Regions from separate parts of the Mus musculus genome. Here all the other regions are linked to region 1. A link is a loop called in an ENCODE intact Hi-C map of the cell type or tissue named here. Cell type or tissue: left cerebral cortex. All regions are shown on one strand. Region 1 overlaps Gm32620 (a long non-coding RNA gene). Region 2 has its middle 5.1 kb from the start of Tcf20. Region 3 overlaps AW121686 (a long non-coding RNA gene).

Region 1 (8,000 bases):
GATGTGATTCCTTTTGGCCTCAAGTGTTAGTTCTCTCCTTCCTGACTCCCGCCCAGCCGGCTGGTTTTGGCCAGCTAGGGCATATTTTGGGAAAACTGACTTGGGAACGCATTTAACTTGGCATTTGGAGTATTCCATAGGACTCGAAGTTACCTCTGTGTACAGTTCAGTTATTCTGCTGTCTGTCTAAGGGGACACATGGCTTCCAGAACATTCCCACTGAGGCATGAAGGGAAGTAGAATGAACCAACGGCCGGGATGGAAAGGATTTAAATTTCTTGCTGGTTTGGCATGAAGTGCTGACATCAACAAAGCTAACAGAACAGGCTCCCGCAGGGAGGTTTCAAAGCAACGTGGGGTGTAAGTGGGATCCATCCAAAGAATTTTAAGATTAGCGCTCATTCAGAAAACCCGCCACGCCACAAAGCCAGAGTGTGTGCTGCTCCTACACGAGATAAGCTGGACCCCAAAGCTAAAACCCTTTCCATGGACTATGGCATGGCAAAGGGCTGCAGACGCAGAGCAGTTCATAGGATGCTCGGCGAGCCTGCGGGAAGCCCTGGGTTTGATCCCAGACATTGTATGAACCAGGTATGCCCCGCACACGCCTGTAATCTCAGCACTCAGAAAACAGAGACAGGAGGATCAGAAGTTGAAGGTCATCTTGGCCACACGGTGAGTTTGAAGCCAGGATACATGTGACCCTGTTTCTTGGTTTGGGGGTTGTCGTGTTTTGCTTTTAAAGTGGCCAGGGGTGGTGATGTACGTAGTAAAGCCCTGTCTCAAAAAAGGGGTGAGGGGCGCTTTACAAAATTCTTGTAACACGAAGAGGGGTTAAGAGTATAAGATGGGGTTGTGTCACACAGATGGTCACCTGTCCCTTGTCTGAATTGCTTTATGTTCATGGTGTCATCACCTTTTAAACTTTGTAAAGTGAATTCTATTCCTGTTAGAATGGAATGGCAAGTCAATATTTATTGTAAGGGCCTATAGTCGTATTTTGTTTCCCTTTTTTCTTTTCTTTTCTTTTTTTTTTTTTCTTTTTCTTTTTTTTTTCAAGACAGGGATTCTCTGGGTAACCCTGGCTGTCCTGGAACTTTCCCTGTAGTCCTGGCTGGCCTTGAACTCAGAGATCCACCTGCCTCTGGAGTGCTGGAATTAAAGAAATGTGCACTGCACTTATTCTCTGGCTGAGCCGTCTGCTCAGGCTGCCTAGCCTGTGAGCTTCTGGGCGGCTCTCCTGTCTCTGTCTTCCTTCTCCCTGTCGATTACCAATGAACACCGCAGCACCAGGCTTTTCTAGGGCTGAGCTCAGGTTGTCAGGTTTTAATCCTGCCATCTCCAAGCCATCTCCCCAGCTGGATAATGGTTGTTTGGTTGCTTGCTTTTCTGAATCAAAGCAATAACTGTCAATCTCAGTATGCAGGGGGTTGTTTTAAGGCTGAGAGGAAGGGAAGGGAGGGGCTCTTTCAACACAACCCTTCTCCCAAGGGCTACCCTGACCAGTTCTCTAAAGGGTAGGACAGGCCCTGCCAAGTGGGAAGCACACATCAGACAGCCTCTTGGGCTGCCACCAAAGGCCACCCATGTCCGCAGAGGAAGGAGGGCTTCAAGGCACTGGAGGTCTCTACAGCTACTTGGCTGCAGCTCAAGCTCAGGGGGGAGGGGCAGTGAAAGCACTCCAGGGAGACTGTGTGACCCAGCATGAGAGAGACCCCAGCCAGATAGCAGTGAGTGCAAGCGGGGCTGTTCTTGGTAGGGAAGGGGAGGTTTAAGGGTTCAGGGTGTCCTGGAAAGATGAAGGAGGGGAGCCAGGACCCCCTTATCCTATCTGTGGCAAGAATGGAGACCTTGCTTGGTGTACTGGGAAGAAGGCTTTAAGATCCAAGGAAAAGCCCCACCTATCCAGGGCAAAGGCATAAAGGGTCACAGAGGCCTCCTCTCACTAATATGGGGAAGCTGACTGGAGGGGCAGGCCACAGGCAGCTCCTCTTTCCACTGACCCTGCCCTCTGCCTGTGACTCACACACACACACACACACATACACACATAGGGTAGGCATGCTACCAGAGGCCAAAACATCTATGAGAGGGTGAGAGAAGAATCAGAAGTAGGGTCTTAGCTCTTTCTGGGGTGCACATGTGTGCACACACACACACAAATATAAGTAAATACATTTAAAGAAGAAAAAAAGAAACAGACTCTGGCTGCAGACAGCAACAGTAACAGCTTCTCTTGCCCCTGTTCACGCTTAGATCCTAGGAAGAAGGCAATTTTCATCAGAGGATGCTCAAGGGAAGAAATATGCCTTCAGCCCTAGCCTTTTAAGAACACACACACACATACACACACACATACACACACACACACACAAACACACGTCTGGCTGGCCTTAAACTCGCTCTGTCCTCCTGCCTCTGTCTCCTGAGTTCTGGTGTTACAGGTGTGTACCCCCATATCTGGTACCCTAGAAACTTTTTGAAGAGCCTTAGTCATGCCTTGACCTTGGCCTGGGGACGACGCCATGGTTCGGACCTTGTTTGAGCTGTTTCCTGCTGGGTTCCTAGGGAGTTTCGACTTAGGTGAGCAGGTGTTAGGCTCTGCCCTCCCTGGCAGGCAGCCAGAACAATACCTACCTAGGATAGTACCCCACATTGAGTGACCCAGAATTCCCTGAGGGTCACTGAAGGAATCCCTGAAAACAGTTGGGCCTACATTCTTTGCTGGCTTTGGATTTGAGGTTTCTGAGGGTGAGACAGATGTGTAGGTTAGACACACTCTCTGCAGCCCTGGGAGAGAGGCTGCCCCAGCCATAGGGAAAAGGAAAAAGGGAAGTGGAGAGGAGGGGAGGGTAGCAGAGGAGACAGAACTTTCCTAAGGAATGAGGCTAAGTCCGGGGACAGTCCTAAGAGACCTCCTGTAGCTGCCCAGCTTCCTGAACTCCACCCCTTGCAATAACCTTCAGCTGCCCTGGCAGGTGGAGGAAGTTCCTGCATGGCCTCCCTTTCCTGTCCCACCTCTTGTTCCCGAAAACTCCCCTGCCACCTTCCCATCCTACAGCCCTTCATCAGACAGCATAGACCACTCAGGTCTGTAGCCTTCATGTCTTCTTGAGGAATCCTTGTTAGAAGCAACTCCTCAGTGCCCTCCCATCTAGGGACCGGAAACAAGGAACCAGCTGCCTGCAGAAGAGACAGGGAGGGGGGCCCATGTGGCCTAAGTGGGTCTTGAACTCTTTTTTCTTTGTTTAATTCCCCCACTCCCACCCCAGACACGTCTTTCTCTGTTCCAGCCCTGGCTTTCCTGGAATTCGATTTGTAGATCAGGCTGGCCTCAAACTCATGGAGATGCACCTGCCTCTGCCTCTGGGATTAAAGGCATATACCACCACCACCACCACCACCACCACCACAGGCCTTGAACTCTTGATCCTCCTGTCTCCACCTCTCAAGTACTGGGCTCACAGGTGTGCAGCCAGCTAACACTTGTCTCTGTTATGACTTATTTTTGTCAAGTGATTTCACCTCTGTCTCTTTAAATCTTTCACCAAACAGCTTCAAGGTGGGATACACACACACACACACACACACACACACACACACACACACACACACATCTTGTGCCCACAAGTCCCACAGAACCAGAGTGCTGTGGGTGACAAAGCATGAATTTGCCTCAGGGGAGGCTAATTGTTTCCTTAATTGGCTGAGACTGCCCCTGGAAAGTCCCCAGTTGTGCCTGCAGAAGATGGGAGGGGTTTGCCTGGCGGCCAGTAAGCAGCTGGGAAGGAGGCTCTAGAAAAGACTAGAAAGTGCTTCCAGCAGAAGCAGCTGTCTGGAAGAAGTGAATTGTTCTCCTGCCCCCAGGAAGGGCTGAAGTGCCTCCAAGAGGCACGCTGGGGCCCTGCTCTCGGTTCCACAGTCTTCCTGGCACATTGTGTACTGCCTGACCCTGACCTCTATTCTACTACTCCACCCTGCTGCCATTCATGTCTGGGTCTAACTTGGCAAGGTGTTGGCCTCTGAATGGCCCAGGTTCCTTAGAGCGCCAAGGGACACGGGAGTCTCCTTTGAGGGCATTCCCACGCCAGCCACCAGGTGGCGCCATCAGCACAGAACAGTTCTGGGGCTGTCCATCATGGTCAGAAGAGAAATCCCAAGGTAGAAGACTCAGTAGGTTGACAGCTACTCCTCGGGACCTCCAGCAATTAGCTTCCTGGGTGGTGCTTGTTTCTTCCAGTGACAAAGCCATCCAAAGAGCCCCACAGGGTGCATGCTGTTACATGGAAGAAATGTTGAAAATGGGAGTTACCTTTGTCTTTCATTATTTCTCCACATGTTACGTGTATGTATTTAACATGCGAACCCTAGGTGCTTGTCCTAGACTGTCTGTTACCACCTCCAAACAAGTCATTTGTTCTATTTTTCTTACTATATGAGAGTTAGGATAGGTGTTTTGGTGGGAAAACCAGGGGGACTGCAGGATGCAAGAACACACAGGGGCCAAAGAGCCAGGAGCCCAAGTTCCTATCTGCCTTCGTCCTTGCGGTGGAACTTGAGTTCAGTTTTCTAATCTGTAAATTAGGGGCAATGATAACTCCTCCCACACAATGTTTCTGTGAGAATGGAAGTAGCACGTAGATGAAAAGCCTTTAAAACTAGGTCTCAAATGGAAGGAACAGCCAAAGATATAGGGCAGCCTGAACCGAGGTGAGATTTGGAGATGGGCCAGCCTGGGCTTCTTGCCAGGGCAGAAACCTCCCATCAGCATGCAGGGTGATGGGCTCCAGATGGGTTTGCCTGCCTCCAATGGCGGAGTTCATTCCCTCCTAGGTAAGGAGGTGGCTCACCGAGGGTCGGCTCGGGATTGTATGGTTTATCCTGGGGTCACGGTCAGCTCTCTTGCCCTGTTTTGGTGAGGATCTGATCAAATGATCAAACGCATCGGCCCGGTGCCTGCAGGTCAGCTACACAGGGTGGGAGAGCATCCTTCCCAAATGTGAGCCCAGTGTCCCCAGGATGGGAACTTTCCATTGCCACTGTTGGACGCGTGAGGTACAGGACAGAGGAGTGTACCTCTGACACCCTAGACACCCTGACACCCTGAACAGAGTGGTCAGAGCAGAGTGGCCACTCTCAGCCCGGATCTCCTTGCTGATAGGTCTCTCTGGGAGCTGGAGTCTTGGGAAGGAAGAGGTGACATGAAGCTGGGTCAGGGGTCTGATCCTCTCGTCCTAGTACCTCTGTGTCTGCAAGAGAAACCTCCAAGCCCAGGCCAGGCAGCAGTGGCTGGGTCCAAGCTCCCTTTCTGGGGCACTCTGAGGGGAAAAGATTGACTTTGGGGGCTGGAGAGATGGCTCAGTGGTTAAGAGCACTGACCGCTCTTCCGAAGGTCCTGAGTTCAAATCCCAGCAAGCACATGGTGGCTCACAACCATCCGTAATGCGATCTGATGCTTTCTTCTGGGGTCTCTGAAGACAGCTGTAGTGTACTTACATATAATAAGAAAATAAATTTAAAAAAAAAAAAAAAGGACTGACTTTGGTTTCTTCTCTTCTCTGCCTGGCAACAAGAAACATTGGTGGAAGTAAACTTAGCATGGAGACTTGTCTTGTTATCGAAGTTTTAGTCTAAGTCTACGGAAGCCCCACCCCCCTTCCCAGGGACTGCAAGGGACCACGTGCTTCCAGGTTCCCCTCTCTACTTCCTCCTTTAGGGCTGTTCACAAAGCCGTCCACCCGAGCCAGCCAAGCCTTCCTCCTTCCCTGGCGTCCCCTTGCTCTGTGTGCTGTCTGTCCCTTAGGTATTCAGTCTGAGCAGAGGTTCTCAACCTATGAGCCCCTGTTGGGGCTGCCGAATGACCTTTACACAGGGGTCACCTAAGGCCTTGAGAAAAACACAGAAAGTTACATTGAGATTCAGAACAGTAGCAAAATTAAAGTTACAAAGTAGCCACGAACGTAACTATTTGGTTGGGGGTGGCGGGCCAAGATTAGAGAATGAGGATGGCTGAGAACTGCTGCGCTAGGATAGTGGTTAGAAATCACTTTGTCTTCTCTGTGCCTCAGTTTCTGCACCTATTAAATGGAAGGAATTTCAGATACCAGCACATAGGGTTGCCATGCCCATTAAGTTGGAGGTGAAGAGTGTTTGGCCCCAGCGGCTAGGCTGGACCACACAGTCATACTGAGTTGTCCTGGGTTATCTTTGTTCCCTTTAGACATGGCTCCTCAAGATGGGCTCTTGCTCTTCTGTATCTGTTAGGAAGGCTGGTGCTGTGGGCAGAGGATGTGCCCAGCGAGATATAAAGGGTAGATGGGGGGTAAGCGGGTGCCTAGTGAGACCCACGCCACGGCTGACATGTGCTGGCCCCAGGAATCTCATCTACAAAGTCAAGCTCAGAGGCCCAGCCCAGAGCTGTGAAGTCTCTGTTCTTTCCTGTCCTCCTCCTACCTTCGAACCTTGCTACTACTTATTCAGGGCTCCTGCCTGGGGCACAGGACAGGAAAAAAAAAACAAAAAAAAAAAAAAAAAAACAGCAAATGGAATGGAGCCCAGGTGGTCTACAGCTCAAAGCACTGGGTGACAGGTGCTGGAGAGTCACGGAGACCTTTAGGTTTCTGAATGCGCCTTGGTTTGATGTCCATTGGGTTGTCACCTGGGTCAGAGGGGCTCTGCTTCTCAGGTCTGTCCCTGCCTCTTCCCAGTAGCTCAGGATCCCCACGGTGATGCAGCCCCTCAGCCCCCTCCCCTCCTTTGCTGTGTTCTCATCAGCCCCACCCAGAGCCCAGGCAGTGCTTGGCCTCTGAGCAACTTCCTGCACCAGCATGAAGTCTTGTAGAGTTGAAGACCTGTGCAGGGGGTAGGACAGTGAGTGGCTTGCTAGGTGTTCAGCAGGGTCCCGTAAGGCCCCGCTGCCTGCAGCTTAGGTGCAGGTATGCTGTCAGGGACTGACGTTTATCTGCACGGGATGCACAGCAGTACCAAGCACAGGCAGGGAGGAGCAGCTAGCTGGCACCTGGGCAGGCATGGGGACAGCACCAGTGTTGGGGAAGCCAGGATCTGTGTTTCAGGCAGCCTGGCACTCAGGCATCTCCTGGTGCCAAGTCATGAGGAGACTCACGGAGGCGCAGCCCGATGCCTTTAAAATGCTCCCTCTGTGCACCGAGGCATTAACATGACGTCTATCACCATGGCACCGGAGTGCTTAGACAATCTGCTCCCCGCAGGAGCTGGGGAGCGGCGTGAAGCAGATTATCCATGCTTCGCTGTGACACTTGTGATCATGTATCACCTTGATGGATCAACAGCCAATACCGCCTGGGTCCCAGCCCGCCCCTTCGCGCTGCCTCTTCTCCTGTTCATACACATCTTCCTCTGCGGGTGGGTGGCCTATGGCTGCTTGCCTCTGCACACCAGTCTCAGGGTTCTTGCTCCCAAACACCCTGCAGCTTTCACTGTTAACTGTGCAGAGGCCAAGGGGAAGGGATTTAGGCAAGGTACTGACAGAAGCCCCCATGGTGATATGAAAGGGTGGGGGAGGGGGGGAACATCAGCCACGTGCCCAGCCTCCACCACACTGGCACAAGTGGCAAAGAAAATCCAGGTAAAAATCTATCTGTCCTTCTCATTTATGCCCCACAGACCTGCCGGGATCATGAGCTAGCTGCTTCACCTCTTCATGCTGAAGTCTCTCACTGGTGTGGTGGGGCTACTCAGGGCTCTCTTGGGTTCACGGCTCTAATGAGAAAAGTCGAGACTCAGCAGGTCTGGCCCTCAACTTCTTTCCTGCTGCTTTTCTCCCCTTGTCCTCTCAGCCCCTACCTTTCAGGTCACAAAACAGACACGGGGCTCCAGGACCTTAGGAGTTCTCCCTAGAGTCTGCAGAGGATGGCCCCTCCCCCCCTCATAGGAAGCCATCACTGTCCCAGTACTGAGACCTCTAGCGCCATGGGGGCTTCGAGAGCAGAGCTGATAAGGAAGGAGGCAGTCAGGGGCCT
Region 2 (8,000 bases), 120 kb after region 1:
AGCCTCGGCAGCCCCCCCTCCTGCTCCTGGAGTCTTTAGTCTTCGGCACAGTCTGGTAATTAAAAACCTTCAAGGGGGACTTTATTGAGTTAGCATTAGTTATTTTGTCAGGCTGGGAGAGCGAGAGAATTATCTGTCCTCCGGGAGAGGGGGCTGGGCGGAGGCCGTGGGCTGAGATTGGCAGGTGCCTGCTTTTGAGCACGCTGTGCTGGGGCTAGACAGTTACATGGTTGCACTGCACTGCGGGTGACAGGAGGGGCAGGAGGGGAGCAGGTAGCAGGGCCCTTCTCTACCCAGAGGCTTACCTTGCCACATGTGCCCACTGTTCAGGCCCTTCCTGCTCCTAGATTTAAAAAACAAAACCAATCAAACAAGCTCCCTTCAGAGCCAAGATGGCTTCCGACTCTGACTCTCGTGGGGATGGGGTAGGAGACTTTTTTTTCTCTTCGGGCTGGGAGGTATGGGCTAGACCTCTTGTTTCTACAGGCCAGGATTTCAGTCTAGGGTTGGTCAGAGAGCTGGTTTGAGGTGCCCCTGACCTCTTTGTCCACTTCTTTCCATAGCTGGCATATAACCTTTTACAACCAGGTAAGGTCCATGTGGGATATGTAGCTTTGATCTTGGGCCAGCCCCTCACCTATCTGCCTTCAGATTCTCACTTGTGAATATAGGGCAGCAATCTCTCCCTCTCCAAGGCTGTCAGGATCAATAAATGAAATCGAGTATGTGGTCTCTTGTTCAGGACAGGCCCAGTTTTCATTCCCCTGGAGAGGTACAGTTCCTGGGAAGGAACCAACATTTGTCCCTTCTGCAGGTTTTTCACTTTGTGACTAGTCACTCTGACTCCACATTTCAGATGAACTGAGGCTTGGAGCAGTAAAGTGTTTGTTGAGTCAGCCAGGAGTAAGTAGGAGGTTGGTTCAGATATGGGTCTTTCCTTTGACCCAGGGGCCAGAGGGACATAAACCATGGAATCTTCCGGGAAGACCACTAAGGAAGATTAAGAGCTGTCTGCCTGCTGCGGTCCTTGGGCCTGACCAGGAAGTTAATCGCTTGGAGATTGGGCCCCTCTTCTGTTTAGGCTATGTCCTGCCACTGCCTTGTTCTCCTGCTTTGCTCCATAGCTAGGCCTGGATCCCTGCCCCTCTCCCCTTGCTCTCCCTATAAGTCTCACACCCTACCATTCCTTTTGAGAAGTACCTGGCTAAGAGGATGTGAGATCTGGAGCCAAGACTGAAAGTGAAGGGATGAGTTAACCCTGTGTCTGTGACGTCCACAGTCACACAGAGTAGGGCTCTCGTGGCACTGGACCTGCCATGGCCAGAGATGCAGAAGGGATCGGCCTGGATGTAGGAGGCCCGAGAATCTCACGTGAGCCTTGTTTTCTCCCGTGTCTCCTGTGCGGTGCTTTGAAACTTGAATGCGTCTCTTGACCCTCTAGGTCCCTGTCTAAGCCTTCCTCCTTGGAAACATCGTGGGACTTGCTGTTCATTGCCTGTGGTCCTATTGCCCACTTGGTTACAGCTGACAGGCTGGGATGTCCCCTCCTAGAAGGCAGGGATGAGCACTAGTTGTGTCATTGGTCTCAAAGTGTCTGCTGGGAGCCAGCTAAGTCCCATCTCTGCTTCAGATTCCTGGAGTCCAAAGCAGGAAGACCCCAGGACAAGAGAAGGGAGAGAGGTCCTTATATGCATCTTTGGTTACCACCAGAGCCTTGGGTAGGGCTGGCACGAACGCACAGGTCTGGACCTGGAAGTCTGAACCTGGAAACCATATGATATTCCCTCCTGCTATCTGTGGCACCAGGATGGACTCCTTGGGAACTGGGGCCATTTACCTAGACCTTGTGAAGTTATGGCCGTTCGGCATGTGAGAGGGGCCTGTGCTTGAGTCTGTTTCTAAGCCTCAGCTTTCTTTTCTGAGAAATGGAGAAAAGGCTTTTGGCTTTCATGTGTTCATGAGACATATGTATGGTAGCATGTGAGAGGTGCCAGACAAAACTTAAGGGCCCTTAGGGTGGGGGGTCAACTGCTATCCTTCAGCTGGGCCTTTGCTGGACGTTGGGGAGGAGCCTCGGAGCTGGGGCTTGTCCTGCAGGTCAGCTTTTGTCCTAAACTCCAGTTCTGATCCGTACTGGGAAGGAACTGAGTTGAGCCCCCAGTCCCTCAAGCAGCCTCGCCGCTGGCTTCTTGTGAACTGGCCCACATTCCTGTGTTCTTACAGGCTCTGTCTCTGACTCCTAGTGCTGGGCCAGAGTTGCAATCAGGTTCAAGAGGCTCCTCCATCCAGTGGACCCAGGGCCCCACCTTCATTTGGCCTGGACCAGGCTGTGGGAAGCAGGGGCTGATTCAGATGACTTGGCTCTGTGGATGTCCCGAGTCTGCTGACACCTGCCCAGCCCTTCCCTGTATCCCATTCGGCTGCTTGCCACAGTGGATTCTCCAGGGGCTGCCCGTGGGCAGCCAGACCCTTTGCCTGACTGGACGGATCTTAAAGGTCACTTCATGGGGGGGAAGGAAATGGAGTCACAGAGCTTGCTGAAGAGGAGAGCCTGGATTCAAGTTCTGGTGGCCTGAAGGCTGATCTGATTGGGACACTTAGCTGTCTTGTGTGTTTCCTTGTTTGTAAATGGATATCCTGAAGTTACATCCCATGGTTGATTTGAGATTTAAACACCTGAAGATGTGGCTTTTCCTAGCAGTGCTCTGGGTGGGTAGAAGCCCTACCTAGTGTCCCCAGGACTGCTGGGATGCTGAGCCCCACTTTGGACCAGGAACTCTTTACAGACAGGCCAGTGTCTCAGATCTCAGAGAGGACATTCAGTGGTCAGTGCTTCCTTAAAACCAGTCATCGGGGACAGGAGAGTGTTTCTTTTCCTTAAGGACAGTTCAGGGGCTACAAGCCTTCTGCTCCAGTTCTCTCCAGTTCCCTCCAGTTCTCTCCTTCCTCAGCTTCTGACATTACCAGTTACACTGTAGTTTTGGAGTAAGCAAAGACCAGCAGTCAGCCATGGCTTCCATAGACCCAGCCTGCCCCCTCCAGGTCTAGGTTAGCCCCATAGCTGAGCACAGACTTCCATCGCCAGAGTCTCCACTGCCACCCACGCTTTTATATTTCAAGCAGATGAAAGATTTGTATTCCTTTTTGTATGTGTGCTTTTTTTTGTGGCCAGGATTAGCTGATCCCTGGATGCCCATTTGTCAAAGTATTGCTGTGTTGAGAGGACATCAGGGAACTATACTGTGTGCCTTCTTGGGGGCTCTAAGCTTCCTAAAGGTGCAGGTTCTGGGGCAGGAGGCCAGGGGTCAGTACTAAGGGGAGAAGCAGTATTGGGGGCAAACTATCCCACAGGCAGGAGCCATCAGTACTCTAATTTGATTCTAAACCTTGGGTAGGCTTTAGCCCATGGTTCTTGTTTGGCCAGAGTGGTTCCCATGGAGGGCTGGGGTCTGGCGCTACTTCCCCCAGGCTCCTGATCCCATGGCCAGGCCTGCTCCCCTACCAGCAGCCAGCAGTGCAGGGGGCGCATGCGTGCGGCGGGAGTGAGCCGGCTGTGGAGAATTAATATTCCTGGAACATCGCCCCGGCCGCCTGCACACGCCGAGGAGAATATTACGGCGATTAGCGGTGGGAGTTCGGCCTGCACGCAATATCTGGATGGAGAATTCGGTGTGATTAATCTGGCGCTAAGTAGCAGCCTCCGGGGTCCGCGGGGCTCTGGCATGTTTGGAATGAGAAAAGAGCTCTGGAGCGCAGAGATTCTTTGGGGGGCTTTTTAGGGGTCTGCCAGGGTAGCAGCTGTGCCCAGGGAAGGCTGCAGGCTCTTGATGGCCCCGGGTGAGCAGAACACCCCATGTTTGCGGCTCTTGGCAGACTGCCAGCCCGCAGAAGTGTGCCATTCAAATTTGCAGCCCACCGACATCCTAGCCTTTTTTCTTAATATTATGTTCCGGGTCACAAATCCTGGGTTGCAGCTTTCCTGCGTACTTCATGCCCCCCTTCCTGGCTTCTGTTACTTTATCTGTAAAATAGGGTGCATGCATTCTTTTAAGAACTGTTCCTTTCGCATTTCATGGAGGAGCAAACTGGCAGTGAGCATTTCTTCAGGAGTGGTGGTGTGCTACCCAGTGTTGGGGATCACCATGAATAGCACTACAGAAAACCTGATTGTAACAGCCATCCATTCTTCTGCTGGCAATGACAGAAATGTTGCAGGAACCTTGGGAGAGTGTACTGATTATTTTATAGATCATGATCTATGGCCTCATCTGTAAAATGGGTATAAAGTAATTATCTCCCAAGTCAGGACATTGATTCCTGTTTTATGAGCTTCATTCCCGACAGTTTTATAGTCTAATTTTGAGCAGGGTTAAAGCTGGAGGGGTGTGGGTCAAGAGAAAGTCAGCTAGCCTCAGTGAGTGTCTTCCCTGTCCCCAGTGCTCGATTTAGAGACAAGGAAAGTAGAGAAGCAATATCTGTCCAAAGCTAAGCTGAATCTTTGGTGTTGAGGGTCAGTCTTCAGAGCCAGCCAGACCTGTGTTGACCACCAACAAGACTTCCTTTCTCTGAGCCTCAGTTTTCTTGTTTGGAAAATGGAACAGTCCTGCCGGCCTTTTGGGATGGGACAGCACAGTGAGTCTGGAACAGAGTAAGTGTTCAGCTCTTAGAAAGAGAGGTCTGGGAGCCCCAGTGCATAAAGTTGGCCCACGTCCTCTTTGCTCAGGGAACTACTTGCCAGGAGCTCCTGTGGTGGCAGAACTCAGATGCTATGCTTGTTCATTCAATTGCTTCAAGCCCCTTGGACCGAACATTTCTAAATCCTTTTTGTTGTTGTTGTTACTGAGACTGGAGAACTCCACACAACTCATCATTCTGTCCAGAAAGTGGATACTGGATCAATTGTCTTCATTCTCCTTTTCCCATGCAAGCGATGTAATGGCCTTTGAAAGGGGCTTGGTTTGTGGTTTCCCAGCAGTAGAGTGGTCTGTGGTCTTGAGCAGCTCAATTTGAAGCCAGGCTTTTCAGGAGGACCAATTGTAGTGAGCTCTAAAGCATCTGTGTACAGCGCAGAGCTCTGTGGGCTTGGCTCTGCGTTCACTGTTGACATCTCAGTGTCTGGAGCAGCAGGAGCTCAAATAAGCAGTACTTGAATGATTGCATGCATGCATGCATGTGTGATCTGATGGATGGGTGCATGCGTGTGTGATGTGATGTGATGGAAGGGCATGCACATAACCAGATGGGATGGGTGGGAGCACACCTCTGATGGTTTGGACAGGTGCAAGCATGCATGTGTGCATATATGATAGGATGGATGGAATAGGTAGGTGCATACATGGGTGCGTGCATGCATAATGGTTTAGACTGGTACTTGCATGCATGATGGAACGAATAGGTGGGTACATGTGTGTAATGGGGTGGATAAGTATATGGACACCTGATATAGGATAGATGCATAAAGGATGGGGCAGTTGGGTAGTGCATGCATGCATAGTGCCTCAGACTGGTACATGCATGCGTTACGGGCTTGATGGGCAAACATGTGTGATGGGATAGAGACATATGTGGATGGATGTATGATGGGATAGCTAGGTGCATGAAGAGAGGATGGGTAGATGGGTGCACACATGCAGAATGGGTGTATGCATTACAGCAGGGGATGGATGCATGTTCTCAGGAGAAGCAGGAGGGTGAATTGGTTAAAAACACTAGCTCTGCAATCAGCTTGGAGTCAAATTCTGGCTCTGTTCTTTATTAACTGTGAGTTGGAGTAATGTAGTTCAGACCTCTGGGCCTCAAGTTGCTCATCTGTAAAACAGTTGGACAAGATGATTTTAGCGTCCCTCTCAAGGCAGTTCTTGTTTCTGTGATGTTGACCTTGATCATCAACAGGATGCCCAGGATGGAAACTTGGTGCTCTCCGAATCAGCCACTGTATTTCCCCAACAGAATGCAAAGCTCCAGAATGAATGTGGTTGGGTCTGGCCACCCAAGTGTGCCTGAGAGCTGTGATCTTAGCAATCAGCTTTGCCTTTGATCGGGTGGCCCCACCATGTCCATACATTTGCTCCCACCTCCTTTCCTGGACAGGGTGTCCTGACCCAGCTTGCACCCCCCTCCTCCCCTCCCCCCACTTTCCAGAAGCCTTTCCTTGTGTTCAGTCCATCTTTCTCCCTTCTAAGTCCCTTCTCTGTGCTTCTGCTTATGCTTGTGACCTCACGCATGCTGAGTGCTGGAGGAGTTATGAATTGTACTTCTCCACGCTTTGGAGACTACAGGGACTCTGCGTTTATTGCACATCTACTTAGTGCTAGCCATGTGTCTATAGACATTTTGTTTATATTTCTTATCAGAAATCAGAGTCTCAGGAAAGCAGAAGGCTACCCAGCTTCAGCAAAGGGAAAGCAAGGGGTGGTACAGTTCTGTGGGAGGCCAGTCTGTTCCTCTGGTGACCACGCCCTTTCCACTGCCCCGATGTAGACGTGCCTTCTTGGCCCTGATCAGATAGTCACTAAGGCAGCTAACCTTGATCTGGCTCCAGCTAAGCCTGCACCCTTCTGAGTATTTTGCATCCCTTATCTCATGCCATCTTGAAACCTTAAAAGGGAAGCTCTGGTCTTCCTCCCATTTTACAGGTGGAGCCTGTGTGGCAGAGAGAAATGAAGTAACACTTGCCTTAGATCTCACAGGAAGGAAGTAGAAAAGCCAAGGTTTAAAGCCAGACAGTCTAATGTAGGTGCCTGCCAAGTTGAATTAGAATTCTTCAATCCATGATTTCAGCTGTCCTTGCCTAGGTTCCTCAGTGTATCTTCTCCCCTTCCCTTCCCTTCCCTTCCCTCCCCTCCCCTCCCCTCCCCTCCCCTCCCCTCCCCTCCCCTCCCCTCCCCTCCCCTCCCCTCCCCTCCCCTCCCCTTTTCTTTTCTTTTCTTTTCTTTTCTTTTCTTTTCTTTTTTTGAGACAGGGTCTCACTACGTAGCCATGGCTGGTCTAGAACTCCGTACGTAGACCAGGCTGGCCTCAAACTCACAGAGATCTACCTACCTGCCTCTGCCTCTAGAGTGCTGGGATTAAAGTTGTGGGCCAGCGTGTGTTTCTTAAGTGTTCACTGTTTGCAGGCACTTTGACCGTACTCAGAGCACAAGACTGACCTGTGTCCTTGGCTAAAGGTAAAGTCCCATTGGGGTAGAACGGGTAGGTGAACAGTCCAGGAGGTCAGCCCTTACTGAGACCCTCCAGTGGACACTGCTCTTACAGTTCCTATCTTCACATAGGATGAAATGGACTCAGAGGAGCCAACCAGCTTGTCTGTTCTCACAGTGAGTTGGGGATGCTGAGATAGGAACACAAGCAGTCTGCCTCCAAGCCTCCGTCCCTGCTTCTAGCTGCCTTCCAGGGTACAGTGCAGGAAAACAGGGGGAAGCAGTGTCTGGGTAACAAAGGGCTGGCAGTGGAGAGAGTGGGTGTTCCAGGCAGAGAGAGCAGCAAATACAAAGGGCCAGAGGCAGAAAGGCCTAATCAATAACTGTGCACTAAGTGTCTGTGCTGACCCTTGCAAACACCTTTCCTGAGTGGCGGCTGGCTTATCTGGAAGTGTACTGAATAGAAAGCCTGCTGTGGACGCTACACCAAATCAGGTCTTAGAGACAGGCCGTGCATGCCCTTGCGTAGGGAAGGGTTGGTACAAAGAGCACAGTGGCCACACTGGTGAACACAGCAGGCACACTGGTTCCAGGATTCGAGAAATGTCAGGAGGAATGGAAATAGTTTTTAGATGTTAAGAAGAAGGTAATTGGGGCTTGGGACCTGACACTCAGTAGGCTGTCACCAAACATCATCAAAGAAGCTCAGATGCCTATGTGTGCCGAGAGTACCCAGCAGGCATCCCAGATGTCCTGTGGCACAGGGTATGGAGCTGTTCTGGAGTTGGTGGACCGGGCCTGCAGGGTTCTATTGGGGCTACTGCCAAAAAGGAGCAGAAGTAGACATTTGGACAGTGGAGG
Region 3 (8,000 bases), 50 kb after region 1:
TGTGTCAAAGGTCAAAGTGAGGAAATGGAAGGGGAGGGGGCTGTCAAGGAGGCACTGTCCAGGCCAAGCTAGTGTAGCCCTGAGACTGCATTACTATTCCACACTGCAGGCACAAGCTGTCCTAACTTCTTTCTAGATTTAGGACCATAGAGACCTTTAGGGTATTCCTCCCTATACCATCCTGCTTTAGGGAACTCCTGGTGAGTATATGATTTCTTTATATAAGAATGTCCTAGCCAGGCAGTGGTGTCGCACGCCTTTAATCCCAGCACTTGGAAGGCAGAGGCAGGCAGATTTCTGTAGGCCAGCCTGGTCTACAAAGTGAGTTCCAGGACAACCAGGGCTACACAGAGAAACCCTGTCTCAAACAAACAAACAAACAAACACAAGACAAAGAATGTTCTAGAGTTATCCAGTAATGATACTTACACAGCCTTGTATTGTATGCTGAAGACCTCTGAACTGTACACTTGGAGAGAATAAAGCTTTTGGAGAGGGACTAGGACTTCAATACAGGGACACAAATCCAAACCACCCCTCTGTTTAGACACATTCTGTGTGTGTCTCTTGTCTATCACCCGCAGGACAGAGTTTGTCCGAGCATGTAAGGTGAGTGCACACACTCTTCCCTTGAAGCCGATGTTGCCCTTCTCCACTCCAGCCTGGCCTGTCCCTCCTCTTCTGTCCTTCCTCAGAAGGGCCTCTCTCAAACTCAACGCTGGCACAGGAAGTTCCTTCTACCTCATAGTCAAATGTCTTCTGAACTCCCATCTCATGGCAAGCACCGATCCCATATTACCAACGAAGAAACTGAGGCTACAAGAGAAAACAAGTCGTACAAGACAGTCTACCTATTGGGTGTTGCAGCTAAGTATCTAACCCCAGCATGAGTCTCAACCCATGATCTGGACCACTCTGCTGAGGGGCCCTCTGTACCCTCCCAAGATGTCTCCCCTGGGGGCCTGTGATGTTGCTTACACAACAGATGGGATTAAGTCTCTTGAGACGCAGGGATTTTGAGAGTCACAAATGTCTTTATGAGAATGATACATGGGCTGATTATAGGCTCAGGAAGAGGCAAAGTGGAGTGGGAGAGTGGGTTTGAAGATGGAGGGAGGGATCAGGGCCAGGGAAGGTGAATCTCAAAGGTGAAAAGAGTGACGGATGAAAGGGGTTCTCCTTAAAACCTGGTCAGGAGGTGTATGGCTGTGCACTCGGTTTCTTTGCGTTGATAATGCTTTGGATTTTCCCCACACTGTAAAAGAACGTGTGCTCTTTAAGCCTTGTTTGTGGAATTGGTAATAACAGCCACAGAAAGCAAACGTGCTTTCCCTTCTGGCTGGGGCTCATTGAGTCTTCTCACCCGGTAGCTGATGGCTTCCTGCCCTCTGCTGCCTAGAGATGTTCCTAGGCTCCAACTCTGGCTCTGGAGCCCATCTCTGCCACAGACACTGCTCACTCTGACCTTGGGCTTCTTCTCCTCCCTAATTCACTAGAGGCTTAAAGACAGGTACCATCTCTGGAACATGATGGAGAAGGAAATGGAGAGGTGGCGAGGAACAGTTAAATGGCCAAGTTCCCCTGGGGTGGGGGAGGAAAAGGCACTTGAGAAAGGAAGGCACTCCTGCTGAAGAAGCCTCTGGACATCAGCACCCATCTGAGATCCCAGAGAGTTGGACCTCCCTGGAGGGAGGGCTCTGCTTTAGGGAACCCTAAGAGCAAATTCCAGACCAATAAGAGCAAATAAATGAGGGGTGATTACTGACAATGGGAGAGGGGACACAGTGGGGTGCCTCCAAATAGCGTCTCTTCCAGTATGGTTTAAGTGCTTTATAGGTCATTAACTACTTGACAGAGAGAGCCTGACACTTAAAGCAACGAATTTGGCGCCTCTGCCAGGGAAAATCAATCAGAAATGAAGACGGAGCATCAGCAGCCTTAAAGATATACCGGGCAGGCAAACGGGATTCGATTTGCACATAATTTTAAAGGCCTCTCCATTGTGTAAATCGAGGCACACTGGTATTTGAGGTCATTTATAAATCTGAAACTAGAGTTTAGAAATACTTAGCCTTCTCCTTGGCGAATTTTCCCCCTCATCCTTAATGAAATATTTCAAAGACATGGAAATGTACAGAGACAAGCATAAACATTTAGGCTCACTGTGTCAAATAAGCATTTCAGCTACGGTGGAAGCATCTACATCTAGAATATACCACTTGTTTTTCTTCCTGCCTTGTTGGCTCCATCTTCTCAGGGAGACCTAAGCCGACCACCCATCCCTGCCCAAGACATCATCCCCACCTCTGAAACAGGAGTGCAATTACAGCCTCTTTAATTAACTTGGCGATTAATCACCAGCTGCTTGTGAAATAGCTTTCATTGTCCTTGTCCATCTCTGGATGGGGTGGGGGTGGGAAGGAGGCAGTCAGGGTGTGTGTGGGAGGATGGGACAGTGGGGCCCTGCTCAGAGCACCACGCTGGACATGGTTGGTTGGAAGGTCTACCTGCGAACTCCTAGCATTTAGAGGGCTGCCTCTCTTCTGGACTCTGGGTAGGCAGTGGCCACCAGGGGCCAGGATCAGAAATGAGCTGGAGGAGGTTAAGCCCCAAGAGAGCAGTGGGCAGCTGGGAAGGGAGTCTGTCCCCAGCAGCCTCAGGGCTTCTGCGCTTACTGTTCACAGATCCAAAGGAGCCTGTGGGTTGAAAAATATAAATGAGCCTGGTTTGGAAATTGGGTCTTCACGGATTTAATTGACCTAGGATAAGGTTACACTGGATTAGGGTGGGCCCTAAATCTACCAACTGGTGTTCTTATAAGAAGGGCACGTGAAGTCACGGACACAAGAACTCATTCATCAGGCACCAAGCCAGCCTTCCTCAGTCCCGACTCTGGATACACACTATATAGGAAACAGGTTTCCCCGGAGCATTTTTCTGGTTCATTAACCCACTACGATCCAACTCTATGAGCAGCGCCTCCTACACACTCCTTTATCAGGCAAGCCCTTTCTCAATCTCTTCTTAGAAACTACTCTTCAATCAAAAAGACCTCTCAGGGTTTCTCCAAGGACATCCCAACCAAAGATCGGTATCTAGGATCATGTCACTTGCTCGTGGTTTGATCATTCTTGTGGCTCTCCCTGGGTACACACGTGCTATGCCCAAACAGTCAGAGATTGACACTGTGACCTGTGTTAAGCAGGTGGGTTTCCATGAAGGGAGAGGCTCAACAGTCACTGCGATCTTAGCACGGAGACAGGAGGGGTTTCATTTCGGCGCTGCGAAACGCCGTGCTAGGGACAGCACATTCACTGAAATAACTTATATTGCGACCCTCTTCTTGCTTTAGTCTAACACTGGACACGTGAGAAGCAGGTTCTGATACCCCACAGGGCATTGCTGTTTACAAAGCTGGAGCCTACATATTAAGCCTATATGTAACCACAATCAGGCCGGTGGTTCCTCCAATCTCTGTACCTCTGTTTCTCCTTAGGACTGTTGCCAGCGTTAAATATAGCTCCAAGACCCCACGTGCACCATTTCTATTAATATAATCCACAAATGTTTTTGATACACCTACTATAAGGCAGGCACTGGGGCTACACTACTAAGCGGTCGAAACCCCGAGTCCTGACCTCATGGAGGTGGAGAAGGACAAAGAAATGTAGTTATCATTCGAGGTGGGATTAAACATTACGATGGGGAGCACGGTGTTAGAGAGTAAAAGGCTGCAGAGTTCAGGAGGAACCCACAGAGCAGCGGCCGCCTCAGGGGGAAAAAAAAGGCAAAGAATAAAATCTACACACCACCACCACCACCACCACCACCTCTGAGTCTTCTTCGTCTCAGCCAATTAGGCATCAGCATCGCGAGTGGGCTGACCAATCCTGAGCTGGAACAGGAGCCTTGGTCGCAGGCCACGGTTTCCTAGCGGAGGGAGGCCAGGGCAGAGACACTTCGCTTTGCCCGCCCAGGCCACGCCCTCTCTCCGCCCAGGGCCACGCCCCCGCAGCCAGCTGCGTTTGCCCGGAGCCCGCAGCTAGCGGCCGTTGGGGATGAATATTGTTCTAAAGGAAAAAAAAAAAAAGAACAAAACAACTAAAAAAACGGAGAAGGGGGTTAGGGGCAAACACCACGTGGCTGCAGGAGGATTACAAGATTTCCTTTCCTTTCTCTACTGACAAGATTGCAAAATGTGTGTGAACCAGAAGGCACAGCCAGGACGGGAGCGTGAGGAACTGTAGTAGGCAAGGTAGGCACTGGGATGAGACACTGGGTGAACCTTGAGGGCATCGCTCATGTGCTGGGTTGTGTAGACCCGGAGACTGCTGAAGCTGTGTAGACGCAAGCGACCCGAGGACCCCCGAGGCGGTGTAGATGAGCGCAGGTGGTGCGGAGGAGGCGCCCGGGAGATCTGAAACGGGGACAGACTGATCCCCAAGGCTGAGGTCCGCAGTGGCTGGAGAGTGTGTGGAGGTGCGCGCGGTCCTGGGACTCGGGGGACCTCCAGGTAGCCGGGAGCAAGCGAGGCTGTGGACGCGAGTTGATGGTTGGTAGTGTTGCAGAGCCACGGGAAGCTGTAGACGCTTCTGGAAAGTTTGCTGGAGTGCGTTGAGTAACTCCCGGAGGGGAAAGGGGCAGCTCGCACACACGAAGACCCCGCGGCGTCCCCAGAATCTTAGGTTCTTGGTTATGGCGACTTGTGCGGGTGGGAGCTCCAAGCCTCGGGTTCAGCAGCCCCCTTTTCCCCCGGGTAGTAAGATGAGGCAGGAGACCTTGATTCCGCTAATCTGCTCTTTGGTGCAATTGGCTGCATTTGAAGTGTCCCCGTCTCTCCAGTGAGGAATCTGAGAAAGAGGGTAACTTGGTGTCCCACTCTAGGAATCAGAAGACAGGACTAACACCATGCGTTCTGGCTGCTTTTCTCAGCTTCAGTGAGGAGGTTTGGGTGTGGGTGTGGGTTGGGGGAGTATAGGGCAGTATAGATGAGACAGAGGGATGGGGGTTGTGTTGTTTTGGGACTTCTGGATTTGCTTGTCATTGCCCCCGTGGCTCCAGGTGTCCATGTATCTTGGAGGCGGGAGCTCAAGGCAGAGCTCTGGCAGGGGACGCTAGTGTCTCTTATTCTTCCCAAAGGTGTGAAGCCTGGGGCAGAGCCAGTGGGACAGGGGATTAGTGACACTCTTCTATAAGGAAAAAAAGGCGCTTTGACTGGGCGGGTGTGGGGGTAGGATGGGGGTGGGGGGAGGAGGGCAGAGAAGAGCCTGCTGGTGAAGAGATACAGACATGTCTAGGGTGATTCTTGGGTGAGTCCCAGGCTCATTTTCTATCACGTTCTGTACCCTTGGTCCCTGTGGGACCTTTGCATGTATTGTTTATTCTTTCTTTAAAAAAGATTTATCGTCAGATGTGGTGGCATATGTCTTTAACATCATCATTCAGAAGACAGAGGCAGGTAGATCTCTGTGAATTTTGAGTCCAGCCTGGTCTACCTGGTGAGTTCTGGGACAGTCAGGGCTACATAGAGAGATCATATAGTATTTTACTTTGTGTGTATGTGTGTACATGCGTGGGGGCATGTGTGTGTGTGCGCGCGTGTGCATGTGCGTGTGTGTGCGTGTGCATGTGCTGGAGCATCAGTACCACTGTCCTTATTGGGAGATCAGAGGTCTACTTGCCGAGTTAGTGCTCTCCTTCTACCTTGTAGGCCCTGGGATTGAACTCAAGTCCTTGGGCTTGGCTGCAAGCACTTTTACCTGCTGAGCCATCCTCACAGCCCCTATTTATTCTGTTGATTGATACAAAACAGAACATCTGCTGCAGCTAGGCATGGGCAGTGGAGCAGTGACCAAGACAGAGCTAGTCACATTCCTCACAGGGATTCCAGACCAGTGCAGGGACACAGGTGACAAGCAATACACGGCCAGGAAGGAGAGGCAGCTTGGGTGGGCATCAAAGAGAGCCTGTCTGTAAGGGCTGACCGGAAGAGGTGGTCGATAATGCGCCTCATCTCCTGGGTCCCAGGGCCATTGTCACAACTTTCAGGAAGGCTTCCTTGCTCTTCCTGACTTCTTGATAGTTCATATATCACATATATCATATATATGTGATAGTTCATCTATATATGTGTATGTATGTATGTATATATATGAGAGAGTCCCATATCTGGCATGATGCTTTGTATGGACAACACGGTAAATGATGTCTGTCCATGTCATTAAGCAGGAGCTCAAAGATGGCAGCTTTCTGCTGGCCGGATGAGAGGCAAAGGGCCTGGTGGCCAGGTAGACCTTCCCAAAGAAAATGAGCTGTTCAGCCTGGCAGGTGTGCAGGGATTTTTCTTTCTTTTCTCCTTTCCCCTGGCTGGAGGCCTGGGCTCCACCACTTCAGGCCACGCTCATAGAAATGAATTAAAAGAAGCCAGCAGGCCTAGAGGGAGAAGCAGGCAGAGTGCTCATAGCAACACTAAAGCGGTGTGTGTGGGGGGGGCGGGGGGGGGGGACGGGACGGGACCACAGGGCCTCATCAGGGAAGGCGCAGGAAGGAGAGCACCTGTCCTAGCCCTAGGCTCAGACCCCCCCCACCCTCCCCTGCTCCCACTTTTTTGTTTGTTTGTTTTTGTTTTCAAGTCAGGGTTTTTCTATGTAGCCCTGGCTGTCCTGTTTTGTTTGTTTGTTTGTTTTGCTTTTATTTTCCTGGCTGTCCTGGAACTCACCTCTGTAGACCAGGCTGACCTCGAACTTAGAGATCCTCAGGCCCCTGTCTCGAAAGAGCTGGGATTAAAGATGTGTGCCACCCACAGGACTGCTCCTATTTCTTGCATGAAGTTTCCTTTAGCACTACTCTGAGGGAACGTAGAGAGCGAGGGACCCCGGATGGCTAGATTACAGGGCCACCATAACTATATCCACTTCCTGTCCTGTGGACAGGACCCTGAACAGCTTCCCTTAGCCAGAGTCAGACCCCTAAATAGAGCTGCATACATGGAGTCAGATCACAGACTCTTGGCTGGAACGCTGGAATCCCGCTTAGAAGAACTGGCTGTAATTTGATTTTTCATGGCTTCTACGCCCGGCAGACCTGTTCTCCTGGCACCTTCCCCCGTGGCAGGTTGTCGGATTCTTGCAGATGTTGGATGAAGCTCTTATGGAATCTCCCTCCAACCCACCCCACTTCAGGGGTTTGAGCAGGCCCATGGCTAGAGAGCCTGTCTACATACTTTATTCAGGCTCTGGCCTGGACAGAATCAAAGCTGCCTCCCACCTACCCACCGGCCCAGCCAGCCCTCCTGCCTGGATTAGCTTTAAAAAAAATTAATTTGCAGTGATTTACTTCCTTCTGTTCTGTGGGGATCACCAGCATTTTAAACGTGTATTTAAATCACATTCCCTGCTCCCAGCTAAACCTCAACTGCCTCCTCCTGCCCAGCACTGCATTCAAAATCAGAAGTTCAGGCCAAGTTCTGTTAACGAGGAGCTGTGTAACCCTGGGCAAATGACTTAACCTCTCTCTGCTGCTCCATTGGTTCTTGTAGGCACAGAGGTTAATGGCAATCCCCTCCCCACCCCTTCACAGGCTGTTGTGAGGATTAAATTAGATAGCATTCAGGAAGAGCTACTTCAGTGGCAGACCTGTGGTTTCTTTTCCTCAGTATTGTCTGTCCCCTTAATTATCTGGGTGGCCTTGGGGCAGGTCACTCATCCTCCGTTTCCACCTCTGCAAAACGTAGGGGCTGTTATAGACGAGCATAGAACCTTCTACCCTTGCCCCCCCCCCCCCCCCCGAGCCCAGACTGGCTTCCTTCTGCCTTCTGCCAGCTACTGTCCCCTCGGCCACCCCTTTGGCTTGTCATCTGAGGGCTCTGGTTTAATTGGAGTTGAGTCCCTCCACAGCTGCCTGTCTGTGGAAGTCCCTGGGCTGTGGCCCTGAGGGGCCTGCAGTTCCTGGCTCATTTTCAGAGGCAATTAGTTGTGATGTCACGGGCCCGGGAGGTGGCC

What was found. A loop is a pair of places that touch in the nucleus more often than their neighbours do. Peaks named below come from ENCODE experiments on the same cell type or tissue, not always from the same donor. Only the 100,000 strongest peaks of a DNase experiment are listed, where the experiment ranks them.
Region 2: it touches region 1 in a loop (2.5-fold over the local background); 20 of 42 quality-filtered maps call a loop at or near these places.
Region 3: it touches region 1 in a loop (3.0-fold over the local background); 7 of 42 quality-filtered maps call a loop at or near these places.

The regions. Positions count from the first base shown.
Region 1 is chr15:83,033,999-83,041,998 of GRCm38, reverse strand. Gm32620 (a long non-coding RNA gene) reads right to left here. Exons shown (of 3, transcript XR_384275.3): 2 at 7,647-7,740; 3 at 3,409-4,276. Among named protein-coding and RNA genes, the nearest start is that of Nfam1, 4.6 kb to the right of the region's middle. In left cerebral cortex, a CTCF peak has its summit at 4,086 (motif pointing right); DNase peaks (open chromatin) are centred at 4,091, 4,737, 5,682, 7,183 and 1 more place; H3K4me3 peaks cover 447 bases; H3K27ac peaks cover 902 bases.
Region 2 is chr15:82,913,203-82,921,202 of GRCm38, reverse strand. It overlaps a transcript of Tcf20 not described here. Among named protein-coding and RNA genes, the nearest start is that of Tcf20, 5.1 kb to the right of the region's middle. In left cerebral cortex, CTCF peaks have their summits at 3,016 (motif pointing left) and 3,532; DNase peaks (open chromatin) are centred at 3,074, 3,547 and 3,864; H3K4me3 peaks cover 664 bases; H3K27ac peaks cover 1,040 bases.
Region 3 is chr15:82,983,871-82,991,870 of GRCm38, reverse strand. AW121686 (a long non-coding RNA gene) reads right to left here. Exons shown (of 2, transcript XR_384274.3): 2 at 4,073-5,148. It also overlaps a transcript of Tcf20 not described here. Among named protein-coding and RNA genes, the nearest start is that of AW121686, 6.7 kb to the right of the region's middle. In left cerebral cortex, CTCF peaks have their summits at 2,623 and 4,026; DNase peaks (open chromatin) are centred at 3,924 and 4,469; H3K4me3 peaks cover 1,549 bases; H3K27ac peaks cover 298 bases.